2 separate regions of the Homo sapiens genome follow, and region 2 is linked to region 1. Evidence: chromatin contacts called from ENCODE Hi-C data. All regions are on one chromosome and are shown on one strand. Each heading gives the region's core, a stretch centred on a gene start or an enhancer-like site at or near the end of the contact. The rest is flanking DNA. Distances are from core to core; before and after follow the strand shown. Region 1 overlaps LOC124902479 (a long non-coding RNA gene). Region 2 has its middle 90 kb from the start of LINC01375.

What was found. A loop is a pair of places that touch in the nucleus more often than their neighbours do. Pooled maps may share reads with other maps.
Region 2: a loop to region 1 is called in a pooled map, with 8 times the contacts of the local background. The contact joins two enhancer-like sites. A Hi-C loop is called at or near these places in 5 of 37 single-sample maps with no recorded cell type and 5 of 50 pooled maps.

What each region holds. Positions count from the first base shown.
Region 1 is chr10:91,004,761-91,007,801 of GRCh38, forward strand. All of the region lies in intron 1 of LOC124902479 (a long non-coding RNA gene), which reads right to left. Among named protein-coding and RNA genes, the nearest start is that of LINC00502, 40 kb to the right of the region's middle. Within about 2 kb of position 1,696, at least 8 of the 41 ENCODE cell types and tissues checked have a DNase peak (open chromatin) inside an H3K27ac peak, as active enhancers do.
Region 2 is chr10:90,046,008-90,049,283 of GRCh38, forward strand. No RefSeq gene overlaps it. Among named protein-coding and RNA genes, the nearest start is that of LINC01375, 90 kb to the left of the region's middle. RefSeq lists an enhancer at 1,490-1,639. Within about 2 kb of position 1,329, at least 4 of the 41 ENCODE cell types and tissues checked have a DNase peak (open chromatin) inside an H3K27ac peak, as active enhancers do.

The sequences.
Region 1 (3,041 bases), core at 446-2,945:
CTCCCTAGAAAATGGTTTTTTCTTTTCTACTGCATCATCAGGCTGCAAAATTTTCGAACTTTTATGCCCTGCCACCTCTTGAATGCTTTGTTGCTTAGAAATTTCTTCCACCAGATACCCCACGTTATCTCTCTGAAGTTCAAAGTTCCACAGATCTCTAGGGCAGGGGCAAAATGCCACCAGTCTCTTTGCATAGCAAGAACGACCTTTACTCCAGTTCCCAACAAGCTCCTCATCTCCATCTGAGACCACCTCAGCCCAGACTTTATTGTCCCTATCACTGTCAGCATTTTGGTCAAAGCCATTCAACAAGTCCCTAGGAAGTTCCAAACTTTCCCACATCTTCCTATCTTCTGAGCCCTCCAAGTCTCTAGGAAATTCCAAACATTCCCACATTTTTCTACCTTCTTCTGAGCCCCAACTGTTCCAACCTCTGCCCATTACCCAGTTCCAAAGTTGCTTCCACATTTTTGGGTATCTTTACAGCAGCTCCCCACTTTCTGCAGCACCAATTTATTGTATTAGTCTGTTCTCACACTGCTAATAAAATACCCAAGACTGGGTAATTTATAAAGAAAAGGAGGTTTAATGGACTCACAGTCCCACATGGCTGGGGAGGCCTCACAATCATGGCAGAAGTTGAATGAGGAGCAAAGTCACGTCTGACATGGCAGCAGGCAAGAGAGCATGTGCAGGGGAACTCCCCTTTGTAAAACCATCAGATCTTATGAGACTTATTCACTATCATGAGAACAGCACGAGAAAACTCACCCCCATGATTCAATTACCTCCCACCTAGTTCCTCTCACAACATGTGGGGATTATGGGAGCTATAATTCAAGATAGAGATTTGCATGGGGACACAGCCGAACCATATCACCACCAGACAATTAACAAAACTTCTTCAAAGGCTTATGGATAATGGAAGGAAAGCTCAGCCTCAAAGGTAATTTCAACTTTTGGCAAAGCAGCTACCTGAAACACACCTACCAGAGCCATTCTCAGTAGCAGGTCCAGCTCCACATGAGAGTCCAGCACATGTCTGCCACCAGAAAGTTTGGGCCCAGCTGTCAAATGGCTTTGAGAGAGAAAAGACTTCTCTGTCCCTCTAGTTTCAGGCTGGCTTCCCAGAGAGGTAGAAACTACTACTGCTGCCTGGCATTCATTCCCCCGCTTTCTTAGTAAAAAGCACCCTGATTTACTTAGGAGGGTAAAGTGCCCAGATAACAGGCTTCATTTCTCAATTCCTCAGCCAGCTGTGGAAGTGTTTGGGGGAATGTCAGAAAAGCTATTTAAAGGGAGAATCAGTGAGGAGGTCTCACTCCAATACACATACACTCACACATGCTATTAATTTTTCCTCTTTCATCTTTCTTCCTTCTAGGCTTCAATGTGGATATGATGGCTGGAGCTCCAGCAGCCATCCTGTGACCCTGAGAACAAGCCATTCATTGAGGCTAATGAAGCAGGAAGAAGGAATCCTGAGTCCTTGGGAAACAAGGATCTACCTGAATAGCTCCGAATGCCTACTTCTAGATGTCCTTTTAGAAAGAGAAGCACACCCTTGTGTATTTCAGCCACTGCTATTTAAGGTTTAACCTAATCATGATATAATTGGTTTTTCTTGGAATGATTCAGTGGTAATTTTTTCTTCCATAAGAAGCAATCCCAACCCCTACCACTAGGGGGTGGCCTTGCCCTGTAGGCCTCAACATGACAATTACATCACTGCATATCAGAGTCCAACATCAGTGCATTCTGTGTAATTCAGTCTCAAATAACAACGTGCATGTGACAGCAGTGGTCCAGTCTGAGCTAAGCTGTGCCAAACTCCATCCAGTTCCTTTAGCATGAGATTTGGATCTCATGCTTTTCTTCTCTTTTCTATATCCAATTCTTCAGCTTGGACCCAAAAAAGCAAGCCCCAGGACCAAAAAAGTATGCAGAGAAGCAGCTCTGACTCTAGCAAACACACAGTTTGTATTTCCAAACAGAACAATGAGCTTCTAGTCTGAACAACATCCCATTTGATGGTAACTTGATACTTTCCTCTTTTTGTTTTTCCAGCAAGAAGCAATGGGTAGGTACTTGCTTTACATTTGTGAAAAGATACCTGGCTGGTGGGTCTGATAAAGAGAGACTCTACCCTGGCAGGATTATTGATATCTCTACCTCCTACAAGATGGAAAATCACTTGCAGCATTTAAGTGACTGTTTTTCCAGTTTATGCTGATCAAAGTTTCAAAAATCTCTAGGCAGAGTTTTAGTCACTAATAATCTGAAGTGAAGGGAATAATTTATCTAATTATTGCTCAGGCTAAAAGCAAGCTGCTGTCTCAAAATGAAAGTACAGTGCTAGTTCTATAAATACCCACTCACAACTAACCAACAAAGGAGTTTGTGGTGTGAGAAGTGGAACTTTTGATAGTTTCAGATTGCATTGCTTTGGTGTCATCTGTGCTCTCCTTGTCTACCTCCATTTACATCGTGATGCTGTATAGTTAAGACTTGGGCAGAGGGAGGAAAGGGGTTCATGGGGAGCTAGTAATCCTGCATTTTTCCTCAATTTTCTTACTAGACTGCCATATTAGATAAGAACAAAAAATGTGCCTATTGAATAGTCTAACCAAAGAACTTAAGAAAGAATCACTTTTTTTCCTCCATTTCGGTAAAGACCGTGCCGAAAGTTTTCATATGTAATAAAACCAGTGATCACCAGTTAATCTCAACCTAAGAGAAAGAACCAAAATGAACCACTCACAAGAATAGAAACAGGCATCCCTTGGGAGTAGGGTTTAACAAATGAAAATACAGGACACTCTGTAATTTGATTTTTCTGCAATATTTGGGACGCGCTTATATGAAAAAATTATTTGATATTTATTCAAAATTCAAATTTAATGGTATGTCCAGGATTTTATCTGGCAACCCTACTTGGGGGTAAAGAATCTGTTCCTTCCTTGTGGGGGATGGGAAGAACAGTACAAAATGAGCAGATTCTGAAATATATCAAGGAAACTGTCACTGGAAAAGTCACTGAT
Region 2 (3,276 bases), core at 79-2,578, 960 kb before region 1:
TAGGTTGTCTGTTTACTATATTGATAATTTCTTCTGTTATGCAGAAGCTCTTTAGTTTAATTAGGTCACACTTTCAATTTTGATTTTGTTGCAATGGCTTTTGAGGACTTAGTCATAAATTTTTTCCTGAGACCAATGTCCAGAATAGTGTTTACTAGATTTTCTTCTAGGATTCTTATGATTTGAGGTCTTACATTTAAATCTTTAATTCATCTTATTTTTGTATATGGTGAAAGGTAGGGGTCCAGTTTTATTCTTCTGCATATGGTTAGCCAGCTATCACTGTACAATTTATTGAATAGGGAATCTTTTCCCCATTGTTTATTTTTGTCAACTTTGTTGAAGATCAGATGGCTGTATAAATGCAGCTTTATTTCAGGGTTCTTTGTTATTTTCCGTTGGTCTGTGGGTTTGTTTTTGTACCACTATTGTGTTATTTTGGTTACTGTATAGCCTTATAGTATAGTTTGAACTTAAGTAATGTGATGCCTCCAGTTTTGTTGTTTTTGCTTGGATTGCTTTTGCTATTTTGGCTCTTTCTTTTTATTCCATATAAATTTTAGGATGTTTTTCTAACTCTGTGAAAACTGAAATTTGTAGTTTGATAGAAATAGTGTTGAATCTCTAGATTGCTTTGGCCAGTATGGCCATTTTAATAATATTGAGTCTTCCATTTCATGAGCCTGGACTAGTTTTCCATTTGTTCGTGTCACTATGATTTTTTTCGGTGTTTTCCATCTATGATATGTTTGCAGTGTTTTGTTTTTCTCCTTGCAGAAATCTTTCACCTCCTTGGTTAGATACATTCCTAGGCATTTTACATTTTGTCTGTGGCTATTGTAAATTGCATTGCATTCTTGATTATACTCTCAGCTTGAGCATTATTGGTGTACAGAAATGCTACTCAGTTTTGTACATTGATTTTGTATCCTGAAACTTTACTGAAGTTGTCTGTCAGTTCCAGGAGCCCTTTGGCTTAGTCTTTATGGTTTTCTAGGTATAAAGTCATATCATCAGTGAAAAGAGGTAGCTTGGCTTCTTTTTCTATTAGAATGCTCTTCATTTCTTTCAGTTAATTGCTCTGGCAAGGACTTCCAGTACTATGTTGAACAGGAGTGGTAAGAAGAGATATACTTGTCTTGTTAACAGTTCTCAAGGGGAATGCTTCCAGCTTTTGCCCCTTCAATATAATGTTGGCTGTGGGTTTGTCATAGATGACTCTTACTATTTTGAGATATGTTCCTTTGATGCCTATTTTGTTGACAGTTCTTGTCATGAAGGGATGCTGGATTTTATTGGAGGCTTTTTCTGTGTCTGTTAAGATGATGATATGGTTTCGGGTTTCAATTCTGCTTTTGTGGTGAGTCACATTTATTGATTTGTGTATGTTGAACCAAACTTGCATACCAGGCATGAAGCCTACTTAATTGTGGTGAATTAACTTTTTTATGTGCTGCAGGATTCAGTTTGCTAGTATTGTGTAGAGGATATTTTTGTCTATGTTCACCAGAGGTATTGGCCTGTAGTTTTCTTTTTTTTGTTGTTGTGTCTTTTCCAGGTTTTGGTATCAGGGTGATGTTGGCTTCATTGAATGAGATAGTGAAGAGTCTCTCTTCCTCAATTTTTTAGAATAGTTTCACTTGAATTGGTATCAGTTCTTCTTTGTACACGTGGTAGAATTCGGCTGTGAGTCCATTTTGTTTGAGGCTTTTTTGTGTTTGTAGGTTTTTTATTAATGATTAAACTTCAGAACTTAATATCAGTTGCTTCAAGGTTTCAATTTCTTCCTGATTCAATCTTGAGATGTGTGTTTCCAGAAATTTATCCATTTCCTCTAGATTTTCTAGTTTGTGTGCACAGATGTGTTCATAATAGTCTCTGAGGATCTTTTGTATTTTTGTGGTATTAGTTGTAATGTCACCTTTGTCATTTTTGATTGTGCTTATTTGGACCTTCTCTCTTTTTCTCTTTTATTAATCTAGCTGGAAGTCTATCAGCCTTGTTTATCCTTTTCAGGAATTAACTTGGGTTTTGTCAATTCTTTGTATGGATTTTTGGATCTGAATTTCATTCAGTTCTGCTCTGATTTTAGTTATTTTGTGTGTGTGTGTGTGCTAGCTTTGGGGTCAATTTGTTCTTGTGTTTTCTAGTTACTCTAGGCGTGATGTTAAATCATTAATTTGAAATTTTTCTAATTTTTTGAGGTTGGTGTGTTAGCCCTATAAACTTTCCTCTTAACACTGCTTTTGCTGCATCCCAGAGATTTTGATATGTTTTGCCTCTGTTTTCATTTGTTTCAAAGAATAATTTGATGTCTGACTTAATTTCATTGTTTATCCAAAAGTGATTTATGAGCAATTTGTTAAATTCCTATGTAATTTTGTGGTTTTGAGGGATCTTCTTGATATTGATTTTAATATTTATTCCACTGTATTCTGAGAATATGGTTGGTATGATTTCACTTTTTTTAAATTTATTGAGACTTGCTTTATGGTTGAGCATGTGGTCAGTTTTAGAGTATGTTCTGTGTACTATTGAGACAAATGTGTTTAATGGGTGAAACATTCTGTAGATGTTTATTAGATCCAATGGTCAAGTGTCAAATTTAGGTCCAGAAGTTCTTTGTTAGTTGTCTGCCTCAATTGATCTGTCTAAGAGCATCAGTGAGGGGTTGAAGTTCTGCACTATTATTTTCTTGGTGTCTAAGTCTTTCTGTAGGTCTAGAAGTAGTTGCTTTAAGAATCTGGTGTTCCAATGTTGGGTATATATATTTAAAGTAGTTAACTCTTCTTGACTTAACTTGAATTGAACCCTTTGTTGTTATGTAATGCCCTTCTTTGTCATTTTTTGCTGTTGTTGGTTTAAAGTCTGTTATTTCTGATATAAAAACAGAAACTTTTGCTCTATTTTGTTTTCTAAATATTTGTGTGATTTGTTTTTCTCCAACACTTTACTTTGATCCGATGGGTGTTGTTATGTGTGAGATGGGTTTCTTCAAGAGACCCATCTAGAAGGGTCTTATTTTTTTACCCAACTTTCAGCTCTATACCTTTTAAGTGGGGCATTTAGATCATTTAAATTCAAGGTTAACATTGATATGTGAGGCTTTGATCCTCTTGTGAAGTTGTTAGTTGGATGCTTTATAGTCTTCATTGTCTAGTTGCTTTATAGGGTCTGTGAGCTATGTACTTAAGTGTGATTTTGTGGTAGCAGATACTGTTCTTTCATTTTCATGTTTAGAATTCACTTAAGAATCTCTTGTAAGGCTAGTCTAGT